2 separate regions of the Homo sapiens genome follow, and region 1 is linked to region 2. A link is an interaction called in ENCODE POLR2A ChIA-PET data of the cell type or tissue named here. Cell type or tissue: PC-9. All regions are shown on one strand. Each heading gives the region's core, and the rest is flanking DNA. Links, peaks and the distances in the headings are about the cores only. Region 1 has its middle 28 kb from the start of NFIL3. Region 2 overlaps AUH (AU RNA binding methylglutaconyl-CoA hydratase).

Region 1 (16,187 bases), core at 5,718-10,717, 160 kb before region 2:
GACTCCCTGTGGGTGGGCAGCCACAGGACCCAGAAGGCCACTGTCTGATTTGAAATAGTTTCCATTGCCGAATGGAAACAGTCCAGAATATTTCCTCCTTAGATTTTCAGTAGGTCCTACTAGACTCAGAAATGCTTTTTGTGAGTTTTTGTTTGCTGGACTTTATATCTGAGTGAGCATTCTGCAGAGCAGCTTGTCTGAAAGCAGGAGTCCAAGGCCATGGCCATGAAGGCTGACCCGAGGAACCTGCAGAATCTGGAAGGAGACTTGGACTGTGACGACCCATGCAACTAAGACCTGGAGGTCATCTTATCTAGATCTCAGGGGTTAGGGAACACCCCTACCTGCTAATTTTCAATGACCATGAATCGCCTAATGGATACCCAGTTCTGTGCAACATGCTGTAAAGGAAACATAACAAAAAGAAACTATCTCCTTGTGAAGAGTTTTAAATCTACCTGTAAAGGAAAGACCAAAATGCTAAAAGTAGTAAGAGCCAATAGAGTACATTATCAAGAGGTAGAATAGGTAGAAAGAAATCTATCTGGCTGGGTGCAGTGGCTCACGCCTATAATTCTAGCACTTTGGGAGGCCAAGGCGGGCAGATCACAAGGTCAGGAGTTCAAGACCAGCCTGGCCAAGATGGTGAAACCCTGTCTCTACTAAAAGTACAAAAATTAGCTGGGCATGGTGGCGCATGCTTGTGATCCCAGCTACTCGGGAGGCTGAGGCAGAGAATTACTTGAACCCAAGAGGCGGAGGTTGCAGTGAGCCAAGATTGTGCCACTGCATTCCAGCGAGGGCGACAAGGCGAGACTCCATCTCAAAAAAAAAAAAAAGAAATATATCTACCAAAGAAACTCAGGAAACAGAACTGGGAAGAAACTAAAGGACATTTTGGCAATTAAAGAACCTGGATTAGTCAGGTGTGGTAGTCACACCTGTAATCCCATCACTTTGGGAGGCCAGGAAGGAGGATTGCTTGAGCTCAGGAGTTCGAGACCAGCCTGGGCAACATGGGGAAACCCCATCTCTGCAAAAAATTTAAAAATTAGCCGAGTGTGGTGGTGTGTGCCTGTAGTCCCAGCTGGTCAAGAAGCTGAAGTAGGACAATCACTTGAGCCCAGGAGGTCAAGGCTGCAGTGAGCCGTTATTGTACCACTGCACTCCAGCCTGGGTGACACAGCAAGACCCTGTCTCAGGAAAAAAAAAAAAAGACATAAAAAGAAAGCAAAAAAGAAAGAACCTAGATGAGAAGGAAAATTTAGAACTTGGATGAGCAGGGAAGACGTGTTGGGCATGAATACTACTGTTGGGGGCAGGGGGCGGTAAAGTGATGAAGTACTCTGCATCATTGCAGAAGGGAATTTATTCAGAGGATTAGTAACAGAATTCAAAGATGAACATAGAACCAGTTGCCAAAGGACCTTGAATTCCAGGCTTAAGAAAATGCCTTTGATTCACTTAGGAATGGCTGGAGGAAATGTAACCTTGTAAATGCTGCTGAAAGACTTATCAGGGGTGTCAGCTCAAGGTGAATCCAGGTGGGAGAGTCAGGAGAGCAGGTGAGCAGGAGTCAAGAAAAAGATCTGGAGAAGCCAAAGAGCTCTTCCTTCCCTGGGTACATTAGTGTGTTCTGAACACTTCAACAACAGTGAAACCCCAGCAGAGCCAGGGTCACTGAAGATGGTGCATTGTAATGAACCTGTTCTTCATTTTCCGCAAAGTATGATAAGTATCATGATGTTATTTTTTGCTTCTTCAGTTTGTAGTTGCTTTTGTATTGTATGCCCCAAGTGGCACCTAATATCATACCAACATCAATACAGAACAAAATTGGGATAATTACTGAAATAATTCAAGGGAAAATATTCTGAATTTTTTGATATTTTAAATGAGTGTGTTTCTAGAAAAATCAAGATAATTGTCTATATTTTCCACTTCACTTGCTGTGAACATGCAAATTAGGCCTAAAGCTTGCAAAACACACTTAAAAACTCACTTTTTCCAGGTAGAAGGAAGCATCTTAGCACCTCCTCAGAGTCATGGAATAAGGCAGAAATGAGGGAAGTGTCACTCTTCCCATTCATTAAGTTTGAGAGTAAATTAGCCTCAGGCCAGAAAGTTCTAGGATAGAGCAAAGTGTACTATAGGCCAAGCATGGTGGCTCACACCTGAAATTCCAGCACTTTGGGAGGCTGAGGCAGGCGGATCACCTGAGGGCACGAGTTCAAGACCAGCCTGGCCAACATGGTGAAATCCTGTCTCTATTAAAAATACAAAGAATACAGGTGTGGTGGTGCACACCTGTAGTCCCAGCTACTCAAAAGGCTGAGGCAAGAGAATCACTTGAACCCGGGAGGTGGAGGTTGCAGTGAGCTGAGATCATGCCACTACACTCCAGCCTGGGCAACAGAGCGAGACCCTTGTCTCAAAAAAAAGAAAAAAGAAAGAAATAAACGTATGCTGTAATAACTGGTGAAAGCACCAACGTGGGGTGGCTCTCACCTGTAATCCCAGCACTTTGAAAGGACAAGGCAGAAGGACCCCTTTAGGCAGGAGTTTAAGACCAGCCTGGGCAACACAGCAAGACCCCGTCTCTATAAAAAATTTTTAAAAATTAGCTGAGGTGGTGGTGGGCACCTGCAGTCCCAGCTACTTGGGAGGGTGAGGTGGAAAGATTGCTTGAGCCCAGGAGTTTGAGACTGCAGTGAGCTATGATAGCTCCATTGCACTCCAGCCTGGGTGATGGCGAGACCTTGTCTCTTAAAAAACAAAAACAAAACATCTTTTTTCCTCTCTGTGCTTCATATTGGGTAATAAATAAATAACTGGAGAAAGCAATCAAAAATGGCTAAGCAGAAGAAAATACAAGCGATGGCTAGAGCCTGCTACTTTTATTTGTCCCTGCCTAATGTTCTTGCAAGTTCTCTTACACCTCAGTATTATGAATAGCGTACCAAAAATTAAATGGTGCCTTAAACGTGCAGTAACGCATATTTATGATGAAAGCGTAAGAAAGAATGAACAACAGGTCATTTTTGAGTATGCCTTTTATGTATTTTAAACATACACAGTCACAGTGAGTGCTAAGGCAAGAGCCCTGCTGGCATTTCCTTTGCCCCCTCTTCCCACAATTGTGATTGAAGAACTAGGTGACCAGGCCGCAAGTGACAGCAGATTTGGAAGCTGCTTCAGAGGAATGTTCTGCCTTTGCAGAGGGGAATTGTTTCCCTGGGGACATGGCTGGCACAGCTGGACTCCGTGAGCGCCAACTCCCGAGGAAGTGTGGTCCTCTGGGCTTCTGCGCGATGCCACTAACATTGGGCTTCTGCACAATGCCACTAACATTCACTGTACTTTGAGAGCTCTTCCTGTGTCCCAGAAATAGCCTTTCGCAGAGGTCGGCAGGGAAATTTAAGTCACCTGGCCACGTGCACAGAGTGGGTAGGTGAGGAGCAAGGAGGTGACTTTGAGAGCCACACTCCTAATCGCTATGCGACACTTCCTTAGGTCTGAGCTGGTAGCATTTTTAAGGGCAAAAAAATCATGGGGGAGAGGGTGAGAAGCATAATAACTATTTTACTCCCCCAGTTTAGGCTGCAAGAGCCTAAACTAGTCTGTGGGCTATCACTACTGTCCCCAGTGCCAGTGAGCCCTGCACCATCTACCACACTGTGCCTACTGCTACAGGCCGACCACCTCCCCAAAGCCCACATTGAGACACACTGCCCACCTTCTTTTTTGGGGGGAACAGGATCTCACTCTGTCGCCCAGGCTGGAATACAGTGGTGCAATCATGGCTCACTGCAGCCTTGACCTTGATGATTGCTTGCATGGCTCAAGCAGTCATCCCGCCTCAGCCTTCCAAGTAGCTGGGATTACAGGTTCGTGGCACCATTTTTTTTTTAATGCTAAATTTGAAGTTTTTAAATTTTACATTTAAAGTTCGCGCCACCATAATTTTTAAATTTTTTTTTAATAGAGACAGGGTTTCATGATGTTGCTCTGACTGGTCTAGAACTCCCGGGCTCAAGCAATCCTTCCGCCTTGGCTTTCCAAAATGCTGGGATTATAGGCATGAGCCACTGTGTCTGGCCACATTGCCCCCCTTCTAAAAACCTCAGGAGACCCTCTTGGTTACAAATAACAACGCCTAAACCTCCTTGTCTGAAACTTAAGACCCTTAACATTTCAGCTGATACTAACCTTTCCTAGCGTATCTCCCATTCTCTGTGAATTCCAGACTGTGGGTTGCAACTGCACTGGCTTGTGCCATGAATGCCAGGGACACTAGCCAGCATTTCAGATGCAGGAACAGATGACATGGCAGTGCATTCAAGGTAGCAAGTCAAGCTGCAGTTTCAAGAAACACACATCCTGACATGTTTGCATTTCCAATGTAAAATGCATCTCTTATGATAGGTCTCTGCTGAAGCAAAGTCTTGAAAGCCGTGATTTCATACCACTGATGTGAACTGTTCTCCCTGGAACCCAGGAAGCCCACAGAGAGGCTTTACTGGCCTCTGGGAGGCAAAAGAAGGGGGCATGAAAGCCTAGGTCTCAAGGCCCAGTTCTCCTCTCATTAGTGCTCCTCTTTTTCGTGTGTGTGTGTGTGTGTGTGTGTGTGTGTGTGTGTGGTATTGGGCTTCTACCTGGTAAAAGAGTTCTGCTCTTCCCTACTCTGTGACAACATTCTTCATCACCCCATATCCTGGGTGCTCTTCTGCTTCCACGTCTACAGCACGCGCCTGCCCTGGCATCCATCATACAGCTCTTTTCCTGTAGCATTATTCAAAGTAAATTCTGATACAAGAAAATTAGGACTACCTTTTCAAGACAATCATTTTCTAGGTTAGATAATATCTGTGTACTACTGGCATTACTGTTCTTTCCATCTAAAAATCAGCCCTCTTAAATGGTACCCCTTGAAAACAACTTGAATAAATTAAGTAGTACCTTGCCAGATTCTGGAAATGCAAAACAAAAATGTCCTAGTATTTTAGACCAGTGGTTTCCAACTTTTGTTTATCCCACAGTCCTAGCTATTAAAAAAAAAAAAGAAAAAAGGAAGAAAAGAAAAGAAAAGAAAAAAGTACATCTATCTATGTATCTATTATCTACTTTCCTCCCTATCTATCAACCATCTATCATCCATCTATCATCTGTCTATCCACCCATTAACTCATCCATCTAGCTGTTATCTATTTACTTATCTACCCATACATACATCATACATCTATCTATCTATCTACCTATCTTTTTATCCATCCATCCACCCATCCTTCTATTCGATGAGAAAGTGCAGGTACTAAAGTCAGTTAGAATATTAAATATTAATAAACCTTGCTGAGTGGGGTGGCTCATGCCTATAATCCTAGCACTTTGGGAGGCCAAGGTGGGCAGATCACTTGAGGCCAGAAGTTTGAAACCCTATCTCTACTAAAAATACAAAAATTAGCTGGGTGTGGTGGTACACACCTATAATCCCAGCTACTTAGGTGGCTGAAGCACGAGAATTGCTTGAACCCAGGAGGCGGAGGTTGCAGTGAGCCGCTGCACTCCAGCCTGGGTGACAGAGCGAGAACTGTCTCAAAAACAGGAATAAATAAAATAAATATTATTAAAGCTTAATGTATCTCATTTTCAGACAAATAAATATGAAAAATAATTCCAATATTCTCCCTGCATCACAAAGGATAATTTTGTAAACATACTGGGCATCATCCTTGGACCCCAGTAAAGACCACTGCTTTGTATGAGGAGGGATTGGAGGTAGAGGAATGGCAGCTTTTCATATACTTGATCAGCTAATTGGGTTTTTACAAAAAAAAAAAAAGGTAAGGCACATTTTGACATCCCAGTTTAAAGCTTTTAGATGTTTCCAAATGTTAAAAATATACACACATCTCTATTTCTTCTTCTCCCTATTTCTTCTCACCAGCTTGGATTTTAATGGCTAAGATAGCCTTATAGATGGTTTCCAGTTTTGAACTATTTTTGACACCTGCACTATATTTTAAAATTGAGGCTATGTTTGTCTTATAACATGCCTAAGACTTGTTTATTACCTAAAAATGAACAAGGAAAGTCATAGCCTGCCTTAGTGTTCTTCCAGTGGACAGGAAAAAGCTTCTACCACTGAGCAGTTTAATGAGGCAATGGGAAACTACATAAAGTTTGGCTTTGAATCCATCAGGAATTGTGTTGATTCAAGGCACCAGAAAGCTCCTTATAGAATATAAGGCCAAAGAATATAAGATCCCCCTGTATTTTATTTTATTTTATAATTTTTTGAGACGGAGTTTCGCTTGTGTTGCCCAGACTGGAGTGCAATGGTGTGATCTTGGCTCACTGCAACCGCCGCCTCTCAGGTTCAAGCGAATTCTCCTGCCTCAGCATCCTGAGTAGCTGGGATTACAAGCATGTGCCACTACACCAGGCTAATTTTTTTTTTTTTTGTATTTTTAGTAGAGACGGGGTTTCACTATGTTGACCAGGCTGGTCCCGAACTCCTGACCTCAGGCGACCCACTCTCCTAGGCCTCCCAAAGTGCTGGGATTACAGGTGTGAGCTACCGTGCCCGGCCAAGTTCCCCCTTTAAAATTTGTAAATTCTTTCAGGGCTAGCATTCAAATAGGCTTTGAGGGAAAGCAATCACCTATTAAATTCTTTGTGAGAAACATCTCTGGATTAAACTTGAGAGGGATTCCATCTGGTCTCTGACCTTTGAGCTTCTTTATAATTACAACTGACCCCAAAGTCATTGTATTTTGCAGTTTTCTACCTTGGGTTCCAGCAGCCTTCATGATATTTGTAAGATATTAAAATTACCATCTGCTATTGCTTACTATGTCTTAGGCTTCTGATGTGATAAAAGTATTAATTATTTTAAGCAGTACATTTTTAAACTTCTTATCCTCTTTTATGAATGCTCACTAATGAATTCTTATTAAGCCATTAAGGTAAGTATGGTAATTTATTATTACATTTTTTTTCCTATAAAATGGGAACAGCTTGTCTGGATTTGCATCTATAATGGTAACAGTAGCTTCAAGAACATCTGCTTTGGTGTTAACTTCTAATAGGCCTTGCGTGGAGCAATCTGTTCTCCATGTATGGGACCCAGTCATTACTCACGTTCCTGAGAAAAGATGGCACCAAGTCAACTACTGCTGGTTTTATTTGTATTATTTTTAAGTCATTTTATTTTTTGCTGTAGATATCCTGTAATTGAAACATACTACTTACTTATAAGAATTCTACTAAAATTCCACTTCTATACTAGGACTAAAGTATTAAATTAGGAAGAAACATACATAGTACATTCAAATAATGCATATTTCATGAATCTTTGAGGTATTCTTGCCATTTGAGGAATTCCTGAAATGAGTCATAACCCACAGGATACATATCCGCAGAACTTTTGTTTTGTGACTTGCAGCAGCAAGTCGCTTACAACCAGTTTTACACATGTTTGTCTGGTTTAACTTCCTAAAATACAAATGTGGTCAACCCAATCTTCTGATTTCTTACTTTACAGACTAAGCTTTGCTATTCAAAGTGTGGTCCAGGCTCCAGCAGCGAGAATCTGACATGGAATCTTCTAGAAATGCAGACTAGCAGGCCCCTCTCAGAATCAGAATCTGCACTCTAACAAAATCCCCAGGTGATACATCATACTCATTAAAATGTGAGAAGTAAGATCTATAGGAACGGCCCCCAAAAAAGTCTGTCTTGGTGAAACTAGTGAAAAATGAAGAACCACAAAACAGTGAGTTTGTCATAAAGCTAAAGGTATCTAACGTTTTTAGTAGACAAGTATGAAATCTCCCCCTCCCTGCACTGCCACACTCCAATCTCTTTTCCATCCTCAGCGTCCTTGTTCCCACCTTGCACAACTCTGGGCCTCTGCACATGAAGCTTCTTCCATTGGGAATCCCCATCCCTGTCTGACAAACTCCTTTGAATTCTTCAAGACCCACTCAGTTTCTACCACATCTGTAAAGACATTCTCAGTGGTGTCCCTACAATGCCGTACTCATGCTGTGATTATAGTGTTTCTCACATTATATAAAATGTTGTTCATGTGTCTGTCAACACACCTAGACCATGTGCTCCTCAAAAGCAGGACTGTGTCCTCTCCGTCATTGTCTCCTCAACTCCTAAGAAAGACAGACACAAACTAGTTGCTCAATATGTTTGCTGAATGAATGTGACCTATGTGGAAATAAGCACCAGCAGAGACAGTTATTGTGAAATACTCCATTTGATAGGTTGAATGTGGTACATAGAAAGGCTGTCGGTTCAGGAGACCACTTGCTAGAAGACTTTGGTCAAGTCACTTAATCCTTCTGTGCCTCAGTTTCTTCACTTGTAAAATAAGAATACCTGATTTCTCTGAATGCATTGGATTATTCTGAGGGTAAAATGCAAGGAATTATAAAAGAATCTTTAAAAGTTAAAAAGCAGGAACATCAAACACATGGTTAAACATCAATATGAGGCAGTAATCTTTTTTTTAATGTACCATTAGAATGAAGACATACTATATATGAGTATTTGTGGCTCTTTTGGTTTTCTAGAGCTGCTGTAACAAAGTCCCACAGTCTGGAGGCTTAAACAACAAAAAATCTATTTTCTTGTAGTTCTGGAGGCTAGAAGTTTAAGATAAGGTGTTGGCAGGGTTGGCTCCTTCTGAAGCCTCTCTCCTTGGCTTGCAGATAGATGACGTCTTCTCCCTGCATCTTCACATGGTCTTCTGTGTGTGTCTGTGTCCTCTAACTCTCTCTTTTTATAAAGACACCTGTCAGATTGGGTGAAGGCCCACCCTACTGACCTCATTTTAACTCAATTGCCTCTTTAAAGACCCTGTCTCCAAATATAGTCGCATTCTGAAGTACCAGGTGTTAGGACTTCCACTTACAAATTTTGAGGAAGACAATTCAGCTCTTAATAGTGACTTATTTAACTTTACACAATAAGTGTTTGTGGCATTTTAATAAAGGTAAGGTACCTCCTACCTGCTCTATCCATTCCTCAAATCCAGCCGGTTGTTAGGGTTCCCGATTTTTTTTCCAACAGTAGGCCATTCAGAAATGCAAAGCACCATTCAGTTAATAATGGTGCGCCAAGACGGTTCAGACTTGGTAAGTGGGATTTCATTCGAACATGACTCAAGTGGAGAAGGAGGTTTTTACGATATTTTTAACGTTATAAAAATATAAAAGAAATATAATATAGAAGTATAGAAAGAAAAATTTAAAACTTCCCCTTCCCCAATCTGATCCCCCCAAGATGACCAATGTGAAGTGGTTTAATGTGTATTTTTCCATATTAAAAGTGCTTATATATGCAAACCTACACAAAAAACATATGCACATATGGAGTCTCCATATGGAGGCATTTTCACACCCATTTTACTTTTGTCAGTAACCCATCATACTGTCTCAGTTTCATGATGTAATTGCAGTGGAATTACATTTAACAGCTCAAAGTTACATATAATCAACACATTTCGATGGCGGTGGAGGAGGCAAGCAATGTGCCTCTTACTTGCCGGTGAGCCCCAGGGCTCTACTACCTCCTCATGCAGACTTAGTCGGTTGGCCGCCATGATGGTTAATTTTAGGTATCGACTTGACTGGACTTAAAGGACACCCAGATGCTGGTAAAGCATTATTTCCGGGTGTATTTGTAAGAGTGTTTCTGGAAAAGATTACCATTTGAATTGGTAGACTGAGTAAAGAGGGTAGCTCTTCCCAGTGTGAGTGGGCATCATCCAATTTGTTAAGGGCCCACACAGAGCAAAAGGGCAGAGGAGGGGCGAATTTGATCTCTTCCATTTGAGCTAGGACATCCATCTTCTCCTGGCCTCAGACATCAGCACTCTGGGTTCTCCGGCATTTGGACTCCGAGACTGACACCGTCACTTCACTGTTCCTGATTCTCAGGCCTTCAAACTCAAACTGATTTACATCACTGGCTTTCCCGAGTCTCCAGCTTGCAGACAACAAATTGTGGGACTCCTTGGGCCTCCATAATTACGTGAGCCAATTCCTATGCTAAATCAATTCCTCTGTCTTGTGTGTGTGTGTGTGTGTGTGTGTGTGTGTGTGTATAAATCTATACAACCGCACAGTGAACTCTTAACTCACAAGAGTCAACCTCTAAGATGCTGTCCTCTGTTTGTAGCTTTATACTGATTTATTTTCTTTTTTTTTTTTTTGAGAAGGAGCCTTATTCTGTTGCTAGGCTGGAGTGCAGTGGCGCAATCTCAGCTCACTGCAACCTCTGCCTCCCGGGTTCAAGTGATTCTCCTACCTCAGCCTCCTGAGTAGCTTGGATTACAGGAGCCCACCACCACACCCAGCTAATTTTTGTATTTTTAGCAGAGACGGGTTTCACCATGTTGGCTAGGCTGGTCTTGAACTCCTGATCTCAGGTGATCCACTCGCCTCGGCCTGCAGCAAAGTGCTGCAATTACAGGCATGAGTATACTGATTTCTTGAGTCACTTGAAGCACAAGTCTCTCATTTTTAAGAAGCTAAATTTACTTACTACTATGCTTAATTTAAATGTTGTTTTTCTGGCTTTAATAATTTCTTGTCTTCAGAAAATTATCACATATGTTCATATTCCGATGTGATCAAATGCTTGCAACTATTTTTTTGTTTCCTTTTCTAGGCCTTGTGGCCTAGCCCCTTTCCTTTCCATCTCCCTCTGGGGTCTACCTATCTGGGGAAGCATGCATTCTCTGCTCCTCTGTGCCTTGAGTCTTAGGGCACCAGCTCCCCACAAAGATGAGGAAGCAAACAGTTTATCAGCTACAGCAGTTGTCCAGTTCTACCAGTGATCAAGCAAGTAGATCTTATTCTAGAACCTGGTATTGGCAGGCTCATTTGGCCTGCAGATGGAAAGCCATGTTTGCTAATAGTGGTGTTAGTAATAAAAGTAATAGAAGAGAACCTGAGATAACACATAAATGAATGTTGGCTTTGTCTCCCTCCCTAGTCCCGTTGCTCAACAGGTTGGGGTAGTAGAGTATAAAATGCATAGCATTACGTGCATGTTTTGGTGGTGTTTGTTAATATTCAATTCTGCTATGGAAGGAAAAAAATGGAAAGGAAGAAACTTAAGATAGAAGTATAGATGAGTAGTAAGTATGTAGCTTGGAAGACATCCACAAAATTCTCAAGATACGTTAGATAAAGAAAAGTTGTTAGCAAGCAAAGCGTGAGAGAATGGACTGAGAGATACCCAACATATATTACTCTAAATATACAGGAGGCACTTGAGGCAATACATATTCATGAGGTTTGAATTCAACCACCCATCAGTGACACCCTTTCTGGCCCTACCTGTTCTCTGTCTAAGAAAAGCAAATAAAACCCTTATCTGCTCAGCAGGCTAATTGACAAGCTGTCAAGTGGCCAGGCATCCTTGCCGCCTTGGTGCCAGGCACCTCCTATGGTTGGGCACCCTGGCTCAAACCTCAACACTAGTCCTTATAACATCATCTATAGGGACAGCTGATGAGACAGAGACAAATGACAGACACACCACATGAACACTGTCATGTACCAGGATTCAGAGAGCCTGGCCCTTCATCCTGCTCACACCCTACACTAAGTCTGCTAACTAACCGTATTTCTTTTCCCTTGCATCTCCGTGTGTGTTTTAAATTGACTTAATACATTAAGTGCCTGGAAGAGTTTAACTTGTCCGGTGAGACTTTCTGTTCTGTGACCTCTGCAACTACTTGGCTGGTAATGTCAAGTTGGTGATGAGTATGGGATGAATCCCAACTAAATTAACAGGAAAACGAGGTCACACTGCAGAAAGACTCTCTGAAATCAAAGCCATACTTAAAGGAAAACCTCCAGCCTAGGAAGACTATGAAAAACTGACTCACAGTCTAGTGTAGAAAAGGCATTAAACAAGAATTTAGGAAATAAATCCAGGTTAAAACTCAACGCAGGCCTAACCAAATCCATAGGAGTGAAAACAAGAAGCAAAAACCTAGAGCCAAAGGCAATGGCTTCAGTGTTAGTGGGGGCTTTGATAATGTGCATAGGCAGACGTTATGGCAGAAATCAGACTATAGTAGCAACTGCCCACCTCTGGGAGCTGACCCTGGGGAGTCTTTGACAGCACCCCCACCTCTGCCTGGAGGATACAAAGAGGATCACTATGATCAACCAACAGAGCGATCGTATGCTTCAAAACCAGGAAGTAATTCTTGTGGTCCTGTTGCTCAAATCAAGGAAATGGGGGGCTTATACTAGGTCAGACTTAAAACAAATGATAGGAGAATTTAATTAAATCTCAAGAAACATAATGAATTAGCAGACTGAATTAAAAAAAATTCTAGGCTGGATTTAAAAAATCCCAGCACTTTGGGAGGCCAAGGTGGAAGAGTCACTTGAAGCCAGGGGTTTGAAACCAGCCTGGGCAACAAAGCATGTCTCTACAAAAATAAAAAATAAAGATAAAATAACCCAATGTGGTGGCGTGCACTTATGTTCCCAGTTACTTGGTAGGCTAAGGTGGAAGAATCGCTTGAGTTTGAGGTTACAGTGTGCTGTAATCACACCACTGCACTCCAACCTGAGTGACAGAGTGAGAGTCTTACTCAAAAAAAAAAAAAAAAAAAAAAAAAAAGCAGGGCTCAGTGGCTCACGTCTGTAACCCTAACACTTTGGAAGGCCAAGGCGGATGGATCTCTTGAGGCCAGGAGTTCAAGACCAGCCTGGCCAACATGGTGAAACCCCGTCTCTACTAAAAATACAAAAATCAGCTGGGCATGGCTATACGCACCTGTAATCTCAGCTACTTGGGTGGCTGAGGCTCAAGAATTGCTTGAACTGGGGAGGCAGAGGTTGCAGAGAGCCAAGATTGCGCCATTGCATTTCAGCCTGGGTGATGACAGAGTGAGACTCTGTCTCAAAAATAAATAAATAAATAAATAATGATAGAAGAATTTAAATCTCAAGAAACATAATGAATTAAAAAAATTCTGGGCTGGGTGTGGTGGTCACATTTGTAATCCCAGCACTTTGGGAGGCCAAGGCAGAAGAGTCACTTGAAGCCAGGAGTTGGAGACCAGCCTGGACAACAAAGCACGTCTCAACAAAAATAAAAAATAAAGATAAAATAACCCAGTGTGGTGGTGTGCACCTATGGTCCCAGTTACTTGGTAGGCTAAGGTGGGAGAATTGCTTGAGGAGTTCGAGATTACAGTGTGCTGTAATCGCACCACTGCACTCCAGCCTGAGCAACAGAGTGAGAGTGTTACAAAAAAAAAAAACCACACCGGGAGTGGTGGTGGCTCACACCTGTAATCTCAGCACTTTGGGAGGCCAAGGTGGGCAGATCACTTGAGGCCCGGAGTTTGAGACCAGCCTGGCCAACAAGGTGAAAACTCGTCTTTACTAAAAACACAAAAATGAGCTGGGCATAGTGGTGCGCATCTGTAATCCCAGCTACTTGGGTGGCCAAGGCATGAGAATTGCTTGAACCAGGGAGGTGGAGGTTGCAGTGAGCCAAGATTGCACTACTGCACTCCAGCCTGAGTGATGACAGAGTGAGACTCTGTCTCAAAAATAAATAAAAACAAATGACAGAAGAAAGTAACTAAGTCTCAAGAAACACAATGAATTCGCAGAATGGATTAAAAAAATTCTGGGCCAGGCATGGTGGTCACACTTATAATCCCAGCACTTTGGGAGGCCAAGGCAGAAGGGTCGCTTGAAGCCAGGAGTTTGAGAGCAGCCTGATCAACAAAGCATGTCTCCACAAAAATATTTAAAAAAAATAAAATAACCCAGTGTGGTGGCATGCACCTATGGGTCCCAGTTACTTTGTAGGCTAAGGTGGCAGGATAGCTTGAGGAGTTCAAGGTTACAGTGTGCTGTGATCACACGACTACACTCCAGCCTGGGTGACAGAGTGAGATCGTTACTCCAAAGAAAAATTCTGTTCAGAACCACTCTATCATTATAGTTTTTGTCTTTGTCTTTTCAAGAATGTCTTATAAATGGAATCACATGGCATTTAACATTTTGAGTCAGGCTTCCTTCACTTAGCACAGTACCTTTGAGATGATCCAAGCTGTTTTGTGTATCAACGGTTGGCTCCTTTTTATTGCAGAGTAGAATACCATGATGCTACGGCTGGACCACCATATGTTAGCCATTCACTCTTTGAAAGACATTTGGGTTGTTTCCAGTTTAGGGCTATTACAAGTAAAGCTTGTGCAAAGTTTTGTGTGAAAAGAACTTTTCAGCCCAGATGCAATGGCTTATGCCCGTAATCCCAGCACTTTGGGAGGCCGAGGCTAGTGGATCACTTGAGGTCAGGAGTTCGAGACCAGCCTGACCAACATAGTGAAACCCCGTCTCTACTAAAAATGCAAAAGTAGCTGGGCATGGTGGCACACACCTGTAATCCCAGCTACTTGAGAGGCCGAGGCAGGAGAATCACTTGAATCTGGGAGGCGGAGGTTTTGGTGAGCCGAGATTGTGCCACTGAACTCAAGCCTGGGCAACAAGAGTGAAACTCCATCTTAAAAGAAAAGAACTTTTCATTTCTCTAGGGTCAAAACCCAGGTGTGGGGTTGCTGGGTCATATGTAAGTGTGTGCTTAACTCTGAGAAACCGTCAAACCGTTTTCAAAGTGATGGCACCGTTTTGCATTCCCCTGGCAACACGTGAGGCTTCCGGCTGCTTCCTATCCTTCCCAGCACCCAGTATTTTTTATGGTACTCGTTCTAATAGGTGCCTAGTGGTTCCTCCTTATTTTTTTCTCTGTCTCTTTATAAGAAACTTTGAAGATTAACTCATCATAAAAGAAAAAACAAAACATGTCACTTGTTAAATACCTGAAAGAAAAATAATAGAATGTAGCTGAGGAAAAGAATCAATTAGGCCAAAATAGCAATAAACTATTTAGGCATTACCCAAAGAAGGCCTTTAGTACTAGATGTTATAAAGGAAAAATAAAAATAACAGCTCTTCCTCTCTGGCCAAAAAAAAAAAAAAAAAAAAAAACAACAACTACACAGAGGCCCAGAGAGACATTTAAGTACTGGAGACATATATTTTAACCTCGGGTAACCTCTTTATGCAATTACTGGAAGACCTGGGACATTGGGAGAAGACTCTCACAACAGCTCACCCTTGACCCACCTGAGCAAGCTGGTCTCACCTCCCTCCTATTCTCCCCATCCCTTTACCTGGAAATCACTATTTTGGATAACTGTGCTTTCTTGCCTCTGACATCAACAAGTAGGTGGTTGGACAGTCTGAATCAAATACATTGATACATTGATTTACACAGATACACAAACATACACACACACACCCCACACCACACACATGCTACAATAGTATACTGGGCATTACAACAAACTGGAAACTAGCCAGCAACACTGAACACTACAAGGGCAATGGGTTGGATTTACCCCCAGCCAGACACAGTGGGGATAACAGCCTCTCTACTCAGGTAAAATGAAGAATGACATCACAGAAGGGGCTGAGAACCTGTGGTGTGCCATTTGCTGTGGGCCTGCTGGGGTCTAACAAAGCTTGGAGGGGTTAGGGGGTGGGAAGATCCTTGAGGGGAAGGCCCTGCGGATTTGGGCCCTCCCTGTTCAAAGCTCTCAGACAGGCAGTGCCTGAGGCCCTGGGTATGCTCTGCTGAAACTCCCAGGGACTGAGCCTGGCCAGGCTTAGCCAAAGGTGGAGAAATGTGTCAAGTTGGCTGAATTACAAGCTATGCTCAAAGACATAACTGGCGACATATTTTACACTGATTCCTGAACAATACCAAATGGTGTTAACTACCTGGTCTGCACATTGACAGACTACAAACTGGGAAGCTGATGGCAAAAGGGTGGCAAAATCTAGCAAAAAATAATAAAAATTAAAAAAAAAGAAAGAAAAGTCCAGGCATGCTTCGTGCCTGTAGTCTCAGTTACTCAGTAGACTGAAGTGGGAGGTCGTTTGAGCTCAAGCATTCAAGGCTGCAGTGTACTGTGATTGCGCCTGTGAATGGCCACTGTGCTCCAGCCTGGGCAACACGGTGAGACCCTATCTCTAAAAAATGTTTAAAGATTAAAAAAACAAAAAACCCAACCAACAAAACAAACACACAAGCAAAAAGAACATTGCCACGTAGCCCAACCC
Region 2 (16,187 bases), core at 5,334-10,333:
TGGAGTGTTCACTCTTTATTGTTACAGTTATTACAGTTAATTCAGAAACACAAGAAAAACGGTTGATGTGAGGGTGTCACTTCCTTCACTTCTGACTGTGGTTGGCAAGTACGGTGTGTTTTTCATGTGTTGAGCTTTCCAAAAGGATTGTTTTCCATAGTATTCTCTCCACACTTTTCCTCCTCTATTATTTTTTCAAGATAAGTGGTTCACATATTCTTTTTTACTTCCTCCTTGATTTGGAAAGAATGAGGGATGATTTTGAACTTTGGGAAATACTCTCTGAATGTTGTCTTGAAAAATACTGGGGTTTTTTGGTAAAAGAAAGATGAGTGGAAGAAAAGATGCTCCTTACAGTGTGTGCTGCTTGATCAATCTTTGTCCTCATGGTAGGCAGCCTCTAACCTGACTGCCTGGTGTTCACACAGTGTAATGCTGCCTGTGGAGTGAGGCTGGCCATGTTGACTTAGAAGCAATGGGACGTCACCTCTCAGATAGGTTGTAAAAAGACTATGGCTTCCTTGACTCACTCGCCCTGGCAATGCCTTGTCAAGAGGCAGCCCTGCAATGTAGCTTATGTGTGCAGGACCGAGAAGGCCTGCCAGCCGTGGGGAAGGGAGCCTGGAAGCAGGAGAGCCAGCCAAGCTCTTCCTGGATTCCTGACCCCTTAGAATCTATCAAAGAGTAAGTGTTTGTTTTAAACCACTGAGTTTTAGAGTAACTTGTAGTGCACAATAAATAACTATTATTTAAATCATTAGACATGATGACATAGTTTCTTTCTTAAACAGACTACATGGTTTATGCTTTACCATATTCAGTGTCCAGTTGGGCTAGGAAATATTACATAGTTGATTTGTTTTCACCATTTAAGAGAGTTTGATTTTTTTTTAAAGTATAAAATGTTAAATACAACTCTTAAGGGGTGGAATCTGTAGATATCAAGGTATTAAGTTTGACATTTTGCTTTAGTAGTTACATGATTTGTCTAGTAAGGTAAACATGAAACATTATATCTCTGGCAAATGTTACTGCATTAAAATAATGTAATCAAGACTTTTCTTTAGGGCTGGCTTATGTATTCATGTTCATTTGACACAAGTATATATGTATTACACATACATAATACATATTATGTACTTACCACAAAACCTAATAAAGGAAAACCTAACACAAAATCTCAAAAAGGAAAAAATATCCAGCCTAGCCATAATCCTTATAATACATTTGTAGATACTAATATGACTTTAAATCAATCACATATACTTATATATAATATATAACATATTGTCTATATAAATAACTAGGGATTAGAATGAAAAAGTGCAACACATGTAAGACATAGTTGGTTAGGCATGTTATGGCATGATATTTTTACTGTAGGTAGGTAGATGTCTTACTGCAGCCCTAGTAATTGATCTGATACATGTATGCTGCTACAGAAGAGTCCATTGGATCCCCTCTTTCTATTAGTTTTGTTTCTCTGGACAGTTTCCATGTACCTGGGATAGGTGTTATGTTCAGAAGTCTGTTGGGAAGATCTCAGTTTAGATCAGGCTGGCCGATACCACTTCTCTTGTGTATGTTGAGCAACTGTATTGTAAGATTATCATTTAGATTCTGAATGTCTTCCTTCTTAGGTCACTTTTGTGTGACCCAGGTTGTCTAGACCACAGAACGCACTTATCGCTAGGCATCAGCTGGCTGTTTTCCCACTTTGTGCTGTGCAGCATCCTCCTACCCTGGCCATGAACTGTAGAGATGTTGTGTAGACCTTCTCCCTCAGCTGCATCATTGACTAAGACATTGGGCATGTTGAAATGAACTGTAGGTCATGTCAAGTTTCTTTGGTTTTGAACAGAAACCAGTGTTACCACCAAAAGGGAGCTCATGGGAGGCTAAAGGGCCCCCAGAGACTCTCTCAGTGGCAGGAGACTCTAGACCTGTGCCATCTAGTATTGTAGCCACTAACCACATGCAATGATTTAAATTTAAATTGATCAGAATGAACTAAAAATTAAAACTTGAGCCATACTAGTCACATTTCAAGTGTTCAGTAGCCACATGTGGCTAGTGACTTCTGTATTACATAGTGCAAACACAAACCCTTTCCACCATCACAGAAACTTCTCCCTGGAAGTACAGCTCCAGATAGCCTTACCTGGAGGCCTTCACTCCAATTTACTAGCCCAGCCATTCCTTCCATTGCTCTGTTCAAGATCCACGCTGAAGGAGAGAGAGTTGATTGGTCTGACTTGAGTCATGTGCTCACGTCTTGGTCATATGGGTGTGAGTGAGGGTTGGGCAGGAGAAGCCTCCAGAGACCTCTCAGAGCCACCAGGGCAAGCATCTGAGTTCACAGCCTCAAGACAGCACTCAAAGGCGGAGGGGTGCACAGTGCTATTGGTGGGAGCTGGCCAAGAATGGACAGATGCACACCATGGCAGTCTTTAAATAAAAGATTTTGAAAGGAAGATTTTGTGTTCCTCTGGTAGGTAACAATACATCTTCAAAATTTTTTTTAAAAAGATATCACAATGTATCAGCAAATATTTGTTTTTAAAGGTGCATGTAAACATTGAAAAATAAGCGTAATTTTGTTTTTAATGATTAAGACTTGGGTGTGTATGTTTCTCTAACAGTGTGTGGCATAATAGTTGAAAAAGCTTTCTATAATAAATATTAATGAAAGCTGTATCACAAAAGTGTTTAATTGTGGCCAGTTTGCTTAATTTGCTCTGGAAAAACGTTTTTGCTGTCCAGCCTTCCTTCCCCATTCCAGTCCTGATTGCTAAAGGCTTCTCTACCATAATCCACAAAGAGCTCAAACTAATATGCTTCAGGCAGGTTCTGCTGGGGTTGAGCCAGTTAGGTTTTTCTCCTTACATAGCCCTCTGTCTTGTGCGTGCGTGTGTGCATGTGTGTGTGTGCGTGTGTGTTTTCATTGCTTTACAACAGGCCTCAGTGAATAGGAAGCATTACAACACTTTAAACATTGGTCACAAATGGAAGGATAAATATTTTTATGGTTTTTGTATGATTGTGACACAATTTAAGACTAGTAAACATGCCATGTTTGTTCACATAGCTCACTCCTCTTTAACCCTGATGCTTTCATTGTAAAGTGAGAGGAAGTTAGTTTTGTAAGCATCAAGCCCTGATGCATGAAGAAAGCTCTTGCCTAGGCCATCTGACACAGAGTCCCACAGGAATCAGCTTGCAGTGGGCTTTATAATCCAAAGTTAGCATTATACTGCAGTGTTTCCTCCCATGGTTCAAGGAAAAAACAACCTGAAGTGGGGCTTTTCTATTTATGAGAGAAGATTTATAAGTAATTCAAAAGTGGTATTTACTATCAGAAGTCAGAGATCACTTCTAAGCATATCAGTAAATGCCCTCAATTTGGTATCCACATACTTTTAACTTGGAAGATTTGTTATGAGCATCCCCCTTTATCAGTATGACTTCTTTCTTTGTGCTCTCTTGAGAAGGGAAAAGATGAAGGATAAAAAAAAAAAACAGAACAAAAAGCTTGGGTTTTCCACCGTTAAATGTTACTAAAACATACTTTATAATCCAAAGTCATAAGGTATGGTCAGTTCTTTACACATTACATTGTAATTGAATGTGAAATGTCAAAGCTTGCTTTAGATTATTTTAATACATGTAAATATAAAAAGGGGGAAGTAACATCTATATTTCACATTATTCTGTACTTTGAATTTAGGTCTTTTGGTCTTGGAGGAAAGGGGAGAGTAGTCTCAGATTGCTGCCAACATCTCCCCATGGCATTGAAGGTTCTCATGGCTCCCAAGAGGCAGCAGGGAATACAGGAGATAACCAGATATTTTAAACATTTTACTTCTTGCCTTCTCTGGCAAAAGCTTGCTGTGCTTTAAGCCTCTGCTAAGACAGGTTGCTACCTCAAAGTAAGTTGTGTTTTAAGTAGTATAATCGCAGGAGATTATTACCTAGGGAGAAAAATTCTTGATGTCTTCTCAAAAAGATTAAATGAAGGAAAAATAATAAACAGTAATATTACATTTCAAGTATATCTTTATTCTATCCAAGTGATACATGAACATGAAGACATTTTGTTGCATGATGAAAACAGTTTTGCCACTTGTGGTAGTGTCTGCTAATTGCCTACCCATTTTCATTTTCCCTTAGTGAGAGAGTCCCAGTTTTATTCTCTATGCTATGGCAAAACACTCAGCAAGGAAACTACATTTCCCAGCCTCCTCCAGCTACACATGGCCAAGTTCTAGGCAGTGAGATGCAAACAGATACTGTTGTCCAGTACTTAGTCAGTGGCTTTGAAAATGGAGCACTCCCTTCCCATTCCCCCTTTTCCCTTCCTGCTATTTGGTTTGCAGACCTGATTGCAAGGCTTCAGCAGCCTTTTTGGACCATGAGATAATCTGAAAGGACAGAAGATGCAGCCTGAGAATGACAAATGAGAAACATTGAGGGAACCTGGTTTCTAACAGTGGTCATTTGTGATATTTATGCAACCCTGAAAAAACTGGTCCCAAAATTTTGTTTCTGACTTTTAAGCTTTCAAGAAAGTGGTTAAATCAAAGCAATAAAATTAGTATAAAACGGACACTGAAAATGTTGGCAATCCAGTAGCCCATGTAGTGAAGTACTGACTAGCAAAAAACTCATTCCCCATACTCCCTTGGTAATGCTCATCCTCAGTGCTCGTCATTTGTTAGAAAAGAGAAGCTTTGAATCTCAATGCAAAATCTTTAAAAGAATTCAGAACATACCATATGAAATCATTGCTATTGTAAATAAACTTGATCATGATGTGAGCAAAAGCGTTACATTTAAAAATGTAGCTCCACTAAAAGGAATCAAGGTCTGAGGAGGAAAGGTACAAGATGAGCTTGGAACATTTTGTGATACCAGGTAACAGGAAGTTATTGATGACTATTTTGGTCATGTCAAAAGGACTTCACAGCCAATCTAACTAAGTCCTCACTGGTCAAAGATGGGGTAGTTTGAGCATCAATAAAGATTTTAACTGCAGTGGGTTGTCATACATCAAATAGGCTAAAATCTATAAGTTAATTATGATTTCCAAAGATTAAAAACTTAACTGTTCAGCGTTAGAGGATACTAGGGAACCACCTTGTAATTTTGAAAACTAGTGAATAAATGAAAAGAGTCAACCGCTTATAAACTAGAAACTCATTTTAATATTATTTACAGATCACAAGCAAAAGAAACAAAGATATCCATTTTGAGTGTTTTTATCCTCTTACTTTGTCTGTGGCTTCAGACAGTGAGTCAAAGCCATTCACTCCCAGGATCTTGAGTACCAACGAAAGAAATTCATTTGAGTGTGAACAGTTCTCACTCCTGCCCCGGCACACAGCTTTACCGCATCACCAGGGAGCAGCAGTGACTCTTGCCTCTCTCTCTCCCTCCTGTACCACCAGACTTTTCATTTGATAAGTAAACAGTTTTGAAATTCTTTGTTAATTTTGCTAAGCATTATTGGCATTCATCTTTTACCTATAACATAGCTTATTGTTTATTTTCATCACATTATCTGTTTAATGCCACATAGGAGGAAACATAATCTGTAGCTGATAGATTCATTTTCTGCACATACACGTATCCCCTAAATAATTCATTAAGAATTCAATAAGTAGGTAATTGGTGTTTAAAATGCTAAATATTATGTAGAAATTGTGGTAGACTGTTACATAGCAGTTTATGGGGTTTTTTTTCCTGCCATTTTATCGATTTGTGGGGAAATTGATTGGAGCTTTTGGGTGGGCTAAGAATAAATTACTATTTTTCCTATTTAAAAATGATGGGTTCTCAGTATTCAAATATTTGCTTTTCAGTGGCTTTTAAAACACAGAAAATTTATTCCAGAAACCATGATGAGCATTATCTATACATTGTCTCATACTGTCCATGAGCTGAATTTTAGCAGTCTGTGACTGCACCTGCAGGGATCTCTTCCTCCTTCCCATTCAGCCCAGTCACCCCACAACCTCCAGTTATGCACACCTGCTCTGTTCTGAATCTCGATTTCCTGCCTCTCACTCTGCAGCATCCTAACCTTCCAGTTCTGTTCAGACCTCACTAAGTCCTCAGGTCTGGGGCCACTCACTCTCAATCATTTCCCTCTTTTCCTCTCTTCTCTCCTCACACAGCCTAGATTTCATGGTTCTTTGTGATAATCACTTTCTTACAAATGACCTTAGCTACCTTCCCACTAACCTCATAGGGGAATTGTAAGGATTAAATGAGTGAATACTCTTGGAGTACTTGGGAGGATTTACGTAGTGTTATGTAGTATCTGCTCAGTAATGTCAACGGTTGGTATTACTGAGCTCTCTCCTCTCTTCTTGTACTTGTCTGGCAAAGTTCCAGACCCCCACCCCGATCCCCCCAACCCCTGCCACCAGTTAGCTAGAAATTGCTAGGGATGGAAAAAATAATCATGCTAACTCATCTCCTGATCACACATCTCAAGTGTGTAGTTAATTTTGCCCAGCAACACTGCCATACTTCCCTAGTATGTTTGCTTTTCCACTTTCTGAAATGCATGTTCAAATCTCTTTCCTCCATCCATCTGTACTTCCTGATGTTCTTGGTACAAATTACAGGAAACCCTATTTCAGCTGGCTTAAACAATAAGAAAATACTCTGTAGCATCACAAGCAGTCACAGAGTAAGGCGTCTTCAGGATTGATAAGGTCAGCAGCCTAGTGCTGTCTTTCTGCTGTGCCATCTTCAGTTTGGAGACTTTGCCCTTGCCACCTTCCATCATGGTCACAAGGTGGCTGCCATAGCTCTAAGTATCACATTTAGAGGTGACAGCATCCTGGAAGAAGACCTGTGTATTCCTGAATGTCTTTATTTCAGTGAAGAATATCTTTCCTAGAAGACCCCTGCAGACATAGCTTTATTGAAGGAAGGGTAGGGTGAATAGTGGTAGAACAGGAACAGGTGACTTATAAAATGTGGTTGGCTGCACCTGAGCAGCTGAACAGCCTCAGTGAGCACCTGTCCAGGTCTTGCTGACATTTGTCTAAACAGTCTCCCTAAGTGATCTTATTCAGGACCTTGGTTTTGAATGCTACCTGTATGATACTAATCATTGGTAAACCTTATTCTCTGTGTCCAGTCTCACACATGACTGCTCCACTCTTATGTGTAAAAGATACATTATACTTACCTTGGCCAGAGCACAGCTTCCCCCTCCTCCATTCTTGTCAGTGTTCATAATATCGGACACTCACACACTCAGGCTAAAAATCTAGCCATTAGATTGATTTTCCTTTCTCCCAGCATCCATTTAACTAGCATTTCAGACAACACTTATTCCAAGTCCTCCACATCTCTCTCCCTACCTTGCGCTGTCTCGGTCCAAGCTGCCATCCTGTTGTACTTGGGTGACAGCAGTAGCTGCCTACTGGGCACCCTGTTCTGATTTTGCCCCTATCATCTCTTCTCCCCCAATCTTACAAATGATCTTTTTAAAGTGCAGATCAAATTATGTCACTTGCTGCTCAAAATCCTCCAGTGCCTTTGTGTCACTTTGCCTAGGGTAAAATGTAAACTTCTACTCCGCTTACCCAAGCTCCTGTCCTGCTCCTCCTCACATCCTTTCCTATGAGCCACAGTGGTCTCCTTCAATGGGCCATACTCTGCCTCATCTTTACATCTTTGTACCAGCTGAGCTCATCACTGGGTGTTCTTCCTGATCTTCATTTGGATGTCTGGTTATATTTCAGACATTGGCCTCACCTTTATCAAGCAGGCCTTCTCCAACCACCCAATCTAAATTAGTCATCTAGTGTGCTGTCTCAGAACTCTCTTCCCTGCCTGAAATTCTCTGTGTAACACTCCTCACAGTCTCTTCTCTCTGGCCCATTGCTTCTTGCCATTTGTCTTTGCTCTCCTTCTGCAGAATGGTAAGGAATGGTCTATCTTACTCAGCACTGTGGGTTCAGCACCTAGGACAGTGCCTGGCACTTGTTAGGTTAATCAATAAATTATTTATTGAACTTAAATAAGCTTTATTTGGAAAAAGTAAAACGGATAAACTCCCATTCAGTTTCATCTGACTTTTTTAAAGAGAAAGAAAACTAATAGCTCTATTATTGTATGATTCGTCTTTTTGGAGAGTAAGCAATAGAAATTGACTCTGGCTACCCTAAATGAAAAGGAAATTTATTGTAAGTCTCCTGAAATCAATAGATGGATAGAGATTGAAGCTTAGAGCACAAACTGGAACCCAGGAGCCCCAGAACTAGACAGTCTATACCATGGCAGGTCTGCACGTCACTGCCCTGTGCTCTTTGTGAGCTTGGCAAATCTCCATGCCATGAGGTTGCCCATTCAGACTGTCAGTCCTGGAAGCAGCATCCAGCAGGCCAGACCTGATGTAGACGCCTGTCCAGCTGTGTCAGGGCAGAGGAGGCAGCTCTGGCTCTTGGGCTTCAGTTGCAGGGATCCTCTACTGTCCAAGGCTGATACAGTGGAGAGAGGGGTGGCCAAAGGGGTCTCCAAAAGCAAGACCGGGATTTTAATGGGGGCAGTGGATGTTGAGCAGCCAAAACATGGCCAACATTCAAATCATTTGGGGAACTTGTTTAGAAGTCTCTCTCTGAGCTTGTTGGAGCTCCACCACAAATAGTACAAACATCTGCCTACCCCCGTCTTCTTAGTTCATGACCATAATTCTCCCTCAAATCTCTGAGGAATCAAAATGGAATCACTGGTGTTAAAAATAACCCTGACAAATAGAATTGAGAAGCCCATGAAAAGAGGGTTCTTATGCTTGTATGCCTGATAACTAAAACCATCACAAAACACTCTGCAAAAACCACAACCTTACATGAAGGCCATTGTAACCTTATACAGAAGACACTTCTGCAAGGATGTCTGTTCAACTGCCTGTCCAGCCTCAGGCTGGCGTTACTTGTTATTGATCTTTGTAGCCAAGGATAATTATTTTGAAACAGTTACGTAATCTTCATTTTTTCCTCTAAAAACCTTTGTCTTCCTTTATCTCCCTGAATATACACATTGTTTATGGCATACGCATTCCTGTTGCAATGCTTTATTCCCAGATTCCTTTTAGAGGCCCTCTCCCTGTTTTTTATTTAGGTTGACAAGCTCAAATCTTCATTAGAGAATGACAGTCCCATACCACTGTTTCTCAGAAGATGCTCTCAGATGTTCAGTGGCTTCTTGTCCCCCTCAGAGTAAACCCCAGGTCCTTTTGGGCCCATGGGACCCACAGGATCTGCCCCTGCTGTGCACTTCAGCCACACTGGACCTCCTTGTGCTCCACAAGTGAATCAGTTGCAATTCCCACAAAACCTGTGCCCTTCGTGTTCCTCCTGGAGATGCATTCCCCAGACCTGTGTGGGAATCCTTGCTACCTCCTGCCTCAGCTCCAGTGTCACCTGCTCAGAGCCCTTCCCTGGCCATCCTGTCTTAACTGTGCCCATCCCCACTCCATCTCCCCCCGCTTTCTTACTCTCTGTGTGTATTTCTTTCTTTATTGCGAGGCTTCCCATGACAGTGTTGAACGCCAGGGGCCAGGGGCTTTGTTTTGTTCATGGATGTATCCATGTACCAAAACAGGGTCCCTCCATAGTGATGCTTCAATGAGTGAAAAAATGGGTTGTCATCTGTGAAATTAGTTTTAAAGGAGGAATTCCAAAATGGTCCTAAACAACAAGTAGACAGCATGTGAGGTGATGATTGCAATTACTTACTTGGTTATGTAAATTCTGTTGCTTTAATTTAAGAGAATTATCTCTCCACCTCCTGTTTTAGAGCAGTGGGTTAGTAGATTCTGCTGCCTCTTCAGCTGAATGTTGGAGCCTATTAGAAATGCAGAACCTTAGGTTCACCTCATACTCACTGAATCAGAACCTCCAAGTTGACACAGCCAAGGCAAAAAGCCTTAGAAATCCCCTTGTATATTCTAAGCATTCACACATTAGAAAGGGAAGGGCAGTGGCCAAGGCGCTTTCTTTCTTCATAGCATAGTAATGCAGCTTTGGAACTCAGTTTCTGCTTGCTGATCTGGACATAGCGTCATGTAGGTACACGAAACTTCACATAGTACCTTTGGCTGGTGGGGTGTTGAAATGGCAGAAATATTATAGTTGCTTTTCTGTGGAAGGAAAAGTGCTATAAATTTACTACCCCTAGGAAGGTTTGAGGCACTTGTTTTTTAAAATTTATTTTTAACTGACAAATAATTGTATATTTATGGGGCACAATGTGATAATTTTGTTTTCATTTTTATATTTTTAGAGACAGATCTCGCTCTGTCACCCAGGCTGGACTGCAGTGGCATAATCATAGCTCACTGTAGCATCCACTTCCTAGGCTCAAATAATCCTCCTGCCTCAGCCTCCGTAGTCAGCATGCGATGCCTGGCTGATTTTGTATCTCTATGTGTGGTAGAGACAGAGTCTTGTTACGTTGGCCAGGCTGGTCTCAAACTCCTGGGCTCAAGCTATCCCCCTGCCCCAGCCTCCTAAAGTGCTGGGATTACAGGTGTGAGCCACCACCATGCCTGGCCATAGTGTATTGATCTATGTAAACATTGTAGAAAGAGTCAATCAAGCTAATTAACATATCCACGACTTCACCAACTTATCTTTTTTTGTGTGGTAAGAACATTCAAAATCATATAAGTACATACTATTATTAACTGTGGTCGCTGTGAGATCTTTGTTTTTTAGTGGAAGCCTTGTGAGCTATCCTGTAATTTTCAGCTTATCTTCACATTTCTCCTCATACTCTGTAGTACTATGGAGTATCTGCAGGAGTGTCCTGGGAATGTGTTACTTGCTGATGTCGTAATCCCTGAGTATATAGCTCCAGCCCAGGGAGCCTCAGAGCAGATCCTGACCAGGAGTCAGGCTCTGCATTGGAAGCTGTTGGGATGGACAGTGTGAGTTTGAATAGTTTTGTAGACCTCTGTCACCTTGAATGCATTAGGGCTGCTTGTGAGACTGAAACAATTATAATTTCACCAAGGACAATCCTATTTTTTTAATTCCACTGCTTAATGTCATCAGTCACCAAGACTGTTTAGAAGTGGCACTTTAGATGACCGAATAGGAACAGCTCCGGTCTACAGCTCCCAGCCTGAGCTACGCAGAAGACGGGTGATTTCTGCATTTCCATCTGTGGTACCAGGTTCATCTCACTAGGGAGTGCCAGACAGTGGGCGCAGGTCAGTGGGTGCGCGCACCGTGTGTGAGCCGAAGCAGGGCGAGGCATTGCCTCACTTGGGAAGTGCAAGAGGTCAGGGAGTTGCCTTTCCTAATCAAAGAAAGGGGTGACCGACGGCACCTGGAAAATCGGGTCACTCCCACCCGACCCGAATACTGCGCTTTTCCGACGGGCTTAAAAAACGGCGCACCACGAGATTATATCCCGCACCTGGCTCGGAGGGTCCTACCCCATGGAGTCTCGCTGATTGCTAGCACAGCAGTCTGAGATCAAACTGCAAGGCAGCACCGAGGCTGGGGGAGGGGCACCCACCATTGCCCAGGCTTGCTTAGGTAAACAAAGCAGCCGGGAAGCTTGAACTGGGTAGAGCCCACCACAGCTCAAGGAGGCCTGCGTGCCTCTGTAGGCTCCACCTCTGGGGGCAGGGCACAGACAAAAAGACAGCAGTAACCTCTGCAGACTTAAATGTCCCTGTCTGACAGCTTTGAAGAGAGCAGTGGTTCTCCCAGTAGGCAGCTGGAGATCGGAGAACGGGCAGACTGCCTCCTCAAGTGGGTCCGTGACCCCTGAGCCCCGAGCAGCCTAACTGGGAGGCACCCTCCAGCAGGGGCACACTGATACCTCACACTGCAGGGTTCTCCAACAGACCTGCAGCTGAGGGTCCTGTCTGTTAGAAGGAAAACTAACAAACAGAAAGGACATCCACACCAAAAACCCATCTGTACATCACCATCATCAAAGACCAAAAGTAGATAAAACCACAAAGATGGGGAAAAAACTGAACAGAAAAACTGGAAACTCTAAAAATCAGAGTGCCTCTCCTCCTCCAAAGGAACGCAGCTCCTCACCAGCAACGGAACAAAGCTGGACGGAGAATGACTTTGACGAGCTGAGAGAAGAAGGCTTCAGACGATCAGATTACTCTGAGCTATGGGAGGACATTCAAACCAAAGGCAAAGAAGTTGAAAACTTTGAAAAAAATTTAGAAGAATGTATAACTAGAATAACCAATACAGAGAAGTGCTTAAAGGAGCTGATGGAGCTGAAAACCAAGGCTCGAGAACTACGTGAAGAATGCAGAAGCCTCAGGAGCCGCTGCGATCAACTGGAAGAAAAGGTATCAGCAATGGAAGATGAAATGAATGAAATGAAGCGAGAAGGAAAGTTTAGAGAAAAAAGAAAAAGAAACGAGCAAAGCCTCCAAGAAATATGGGACTATGTGAAAAGACCAAATCTACGTCTGATTGGTGTACCTGAAAGTGATGGGGAGAATGGAACCAAGTTGGAAAACACTCTGCAGGATATTATCCAGGAGAATTTCCCCAATCTAGCAAGGCAGGCCAACATTCAGATTCAGGAAATACAGAGAACGCCACAAAGATACTCCTCGAGAAGAGCAACTCCAAGACACATAATTGTCAGATTCACCAAAGTTGAAATGAAGGAAAAAATGTTAAGGGCAGCCAGAGAGAAAGGTCGGGTTACCCTCAAAGGGAAGCCCATCAGACTTAACAGCGAATCTCTTGGCAGAAACCCTACAAGCCAGAAGAGAGTGGGGGCCAATATTCAACATTCTTAAAGAAAAGAATTTTCAACCCAGAATTTCATATCCAGCCAAACTAAGCTTCATAAGTGAAGGAGAAATAAAATACTTTACAGACAAGCAAATGCTGAGAGATTTTGTCACCACCAGGCCTGCCCTAAAAGAGCTCCTGAAGGAAGTGCTAAACATGGAAAGGAACAACTGGTACCAGCCGCTTGCAAAATCATGCCAAAATGTAAAGACCATCGAGACTAGGAAGAAACTGCATCAACCAACGAGCAAAATAACCAGCTAACATCATAATGACAGGATCAAATTCACACATAACACTATTAACTTTAAATGTAAATGGACTAAATGCTCCAATTAAAAGACACAGACTGGCAAATTGGATAAAGAGTCAAGACCCATCAGTGTGCTGTATTCAGGAAGCCCATCTCACGTGCAGAGACACACATAGGCTCAAAATAAAAGGATGGAGGAAGATCTACCAAGCAAATGGAAAACAAAAAAAGGCAGGGGTTGCAATCCTAGTCTCTGATAAAACAGACTTTAAACCAACAAAGATCAAAAGAGACAAAGAAGGCCATTACATAATGGTAAAGGGATCAATTCAATAAGAAGAGCTAACTATCCTAAATATATATGCACCCAATACAGGAGCACCCAGATTCATAAAGCAAGTCCTGAGTGACCTACAAAGAGACTTAGACTCCCACACATTAATAATGGGAGACTTTAACACCCCACTGTCAACATTAGACAGATCAACGAGACAGAAAGTCAACAAGGATACCCAGGAATTGAACTCAGCTCTGCACCAAGAGGACCTAATAGACATCTACAGAACTCTCCACCCCAAATCAACAGAATATACATTTTTTTCAGCACCACACCACACCTATTCCAAAATTGACCACATTCTTGGAAGTAAAGCTCTCCTCAGCAAATGTAAAATAACAGAAATTAAAACAAACTGTCTCTCAGACCACAGTGCAATCAAACTAGAACTCAGGATTAAGAATCTCACTCAAAACTGCTCAACTACATGGAAACTGAACAACCTGCTCCTAAATGACTACTGGGTACATAACGAAATGAAGGCAGATATAAAGATGTTCTTTGAAACCAATGAGAACAAAGACACAACATACCAGAATCTCTGGGACACATTCAAAGCAGTGTGTAGAGGGAAATTTATAGCACTAAATGCCCACAAGAGAAAGCAGGAAAGATCCAAAATTGACACCCTAACATCACAATTAAAAGAACTAGAAAAGCAAGAGCAAACACATTCAAAAGCTAGCAGAAGGCAAGAAATAACTAAAATCAGAGCAGAACTGAAGGAAATAGAGACACAAAAAACCCTTGAAAAAATTAATGAATCCAGGAGCTGGTTTTTTGAAAGGATCAACAAAATTGATAGACCGCTAGCAAGACTAATAAAGAAAAAAAGAGAGAAGAATCAAATAGACGCAATAAAAAATGATAAAGGGGATATCACCACCGATCCCACAGAAATACAAACTACCATCAGAGAATACTACAAACACCTCTATGCAAATAAACTAGAAAATCTAGAAGAAATGGATAAATTCCTTGACACATACACTCTTCCAAGACTAAACCACGAAGAAGTTGAATCTCTGAATAGACCAATAACAGGATGTGAAATTGTGGCAATAATCAATAGCTTACCAACCAAAAAGAGTCCAGGACCAGATGGATTCACAGCCGAATTCTACCAGAGGTACAAGGAGGAACTGGTACCATTCCTTCTGAAACTATGCCAATCAATAGAAAAAGAGGGAATCCTCCCTAACTCATTTTCTGAGGCCAGCATCATTCTGATACCAAAGCCGGGCAGACACACAACCAAAAAAGAGAATTTTAGACCAATATCCTTGATGAACATGGATGCAAAAATCCTCAATAAAATACTGGCAAACCAAATCCAGCAGCACATCAAAAAGCTTATCCACCATGATCAAGTGGGCTTCATCCCTGGGATGCAAGGCTGGTTCAATATACGCAAATCAATAAATGTAATCCAGCACATAAACAGAGCCAAAGACAAAAACCACATGATTATCTCAATAGATGCAGAAAAGGCCTTTGACAAAATTCAACAATGCTTCATGCTAAAAGCTCTCAATAAATTAGGTATTGATGGGACATATTTCAAAATAATAAGAGCTATCTATGACAAACCCACAGCCAATATCATACTGAATGGGCAAAAACTGGAAGCATTCCCTTTGAAAACTGGCACAAGACAGGGATGCCCTCTCTCACCACTCCTATTCAACATAGTGTTGGAAGTTCTGGCCAGGGCAATTAGGCAGGAGAAGGAAATAAAGGGTATTCAATTAGGAAAAGAGGAAGTCAAATTGTCCCTGTTTGCAGATGACATGATTGTATATCTAGAAAACCCCATTGTCTCAGCCCAAAATCTCCTTAAGCTGATAAGCAACTTCAGCAAAGTCTCAGGATACAAAATCAATGTGCAAAAATCACAAGCATTCCTATACACCAACAACAGACAAACAGAGAGCCAAATCATGAGTGAACTCCCATTCACAATTGCTTCAAAGAGAATAAAATACCTAGGAATCCAACTTACAAGGGATGTGAACGACCTCTTCAAGGAGAACTACAAACCGCTGCTCAAGGAAATAAACGAGGACACAAACAAATGGAAGAACATTCCATGCTCATGGGTAGGAAGAATCAATATCGTGAAAATGGCCATACTGCCCAAGGTAATTTACAGATTCAATGCCATCCCCATCAAGCTACCAATGCCTTTCTTTACAGAATTGGGAGAAACTACTTTAAAGTTCATATGGAACCAAAAAAGAGCCCGCATTGCCAAGTCATTCCTAAGCCAAAAGAACAAAGCTGGAGGCATCACACTACCTGACTTCAAACTATACTACAAGGCTACAGTAACCAAAACAGCATGGTACTGGTACCAAAACAGAGATATAGATCAATGGAACAGAACAGAGCCCTCAGAAATAACGCCGCATATCTACAACTATCTGATCTTTGACAAACCTGAGAAAAACAAGCAATGGGGAAAGGATTCCCTATTTAATAAATGGTGCTGGGAAAACTGGCTAGCCATATGTAGAAAGCTGAAACTGGATCCCTTCCTTACACCTTATACAAAAATCAATTCAAGATGGATTAAAGACTTAAACGTTAGACCTAAAACCATAAAAACCCTAGAAGAAAACCTAGGCATTACCATTCAGGACATAGGCATGGGCAAGGACTTCATGTCTAAAACACCAAAAGCAATGGCAACAAAAGCCAAAATTGACAAATGGGATCTAATTAAACTAAAGAGCTTCTGCACAGCAAAAGAAACTACCATCAGAGTGAACAGGCAACCTACAGAATG

What was found. ChIA-PET counts read pairs that join two places held together with the same protein. Peaks named below come from ENCODE experiments on the same cell type or tissue, not always from the same donor. Only the 100,000 strongest peaks of a DNase experiment are listed, where the experiment ranks them.
Region 1: POLR2A ChIA-PET joins it to region 2 with 5 read pairs; 2 of 35 experiments call an interaction of 5 or more read pairs at or near these places.

The regions. Positions count from the first base shown.
Region 1 is chr9:91,387,243-91,403,429 of GRCh38, reverse strand. No RefSeq gene overlaps it. Among named protein-coding and RNA genes, the nearest start is that of NFIL3, 28 kb to the left of the region's middle. In PC-9, for the core only: no CTCF peak of the experiment used is centred there; DNase peaks (open chromatin) are centred at 7,419 and 8,209; H3K27ac peaks cover 950 bases.
Region 2 is chr9:91,226,489-91,242,675 of GRCh38, reverse strand. The region is part of intron 6 of AUH (AU RNA binding methylglutaconyl-CoA hydratase); the gene reads left to right. Among named protein-coding and RNA genes, the nearest start is that of LINC02937, 71 kb to the right of the region's middle. RefSeq lists a silencer at 6,395-6,689. In PC-9, for the core only: no CTCF peak of the experiment used is centred there; no DNase peak of the experiment used is centred there.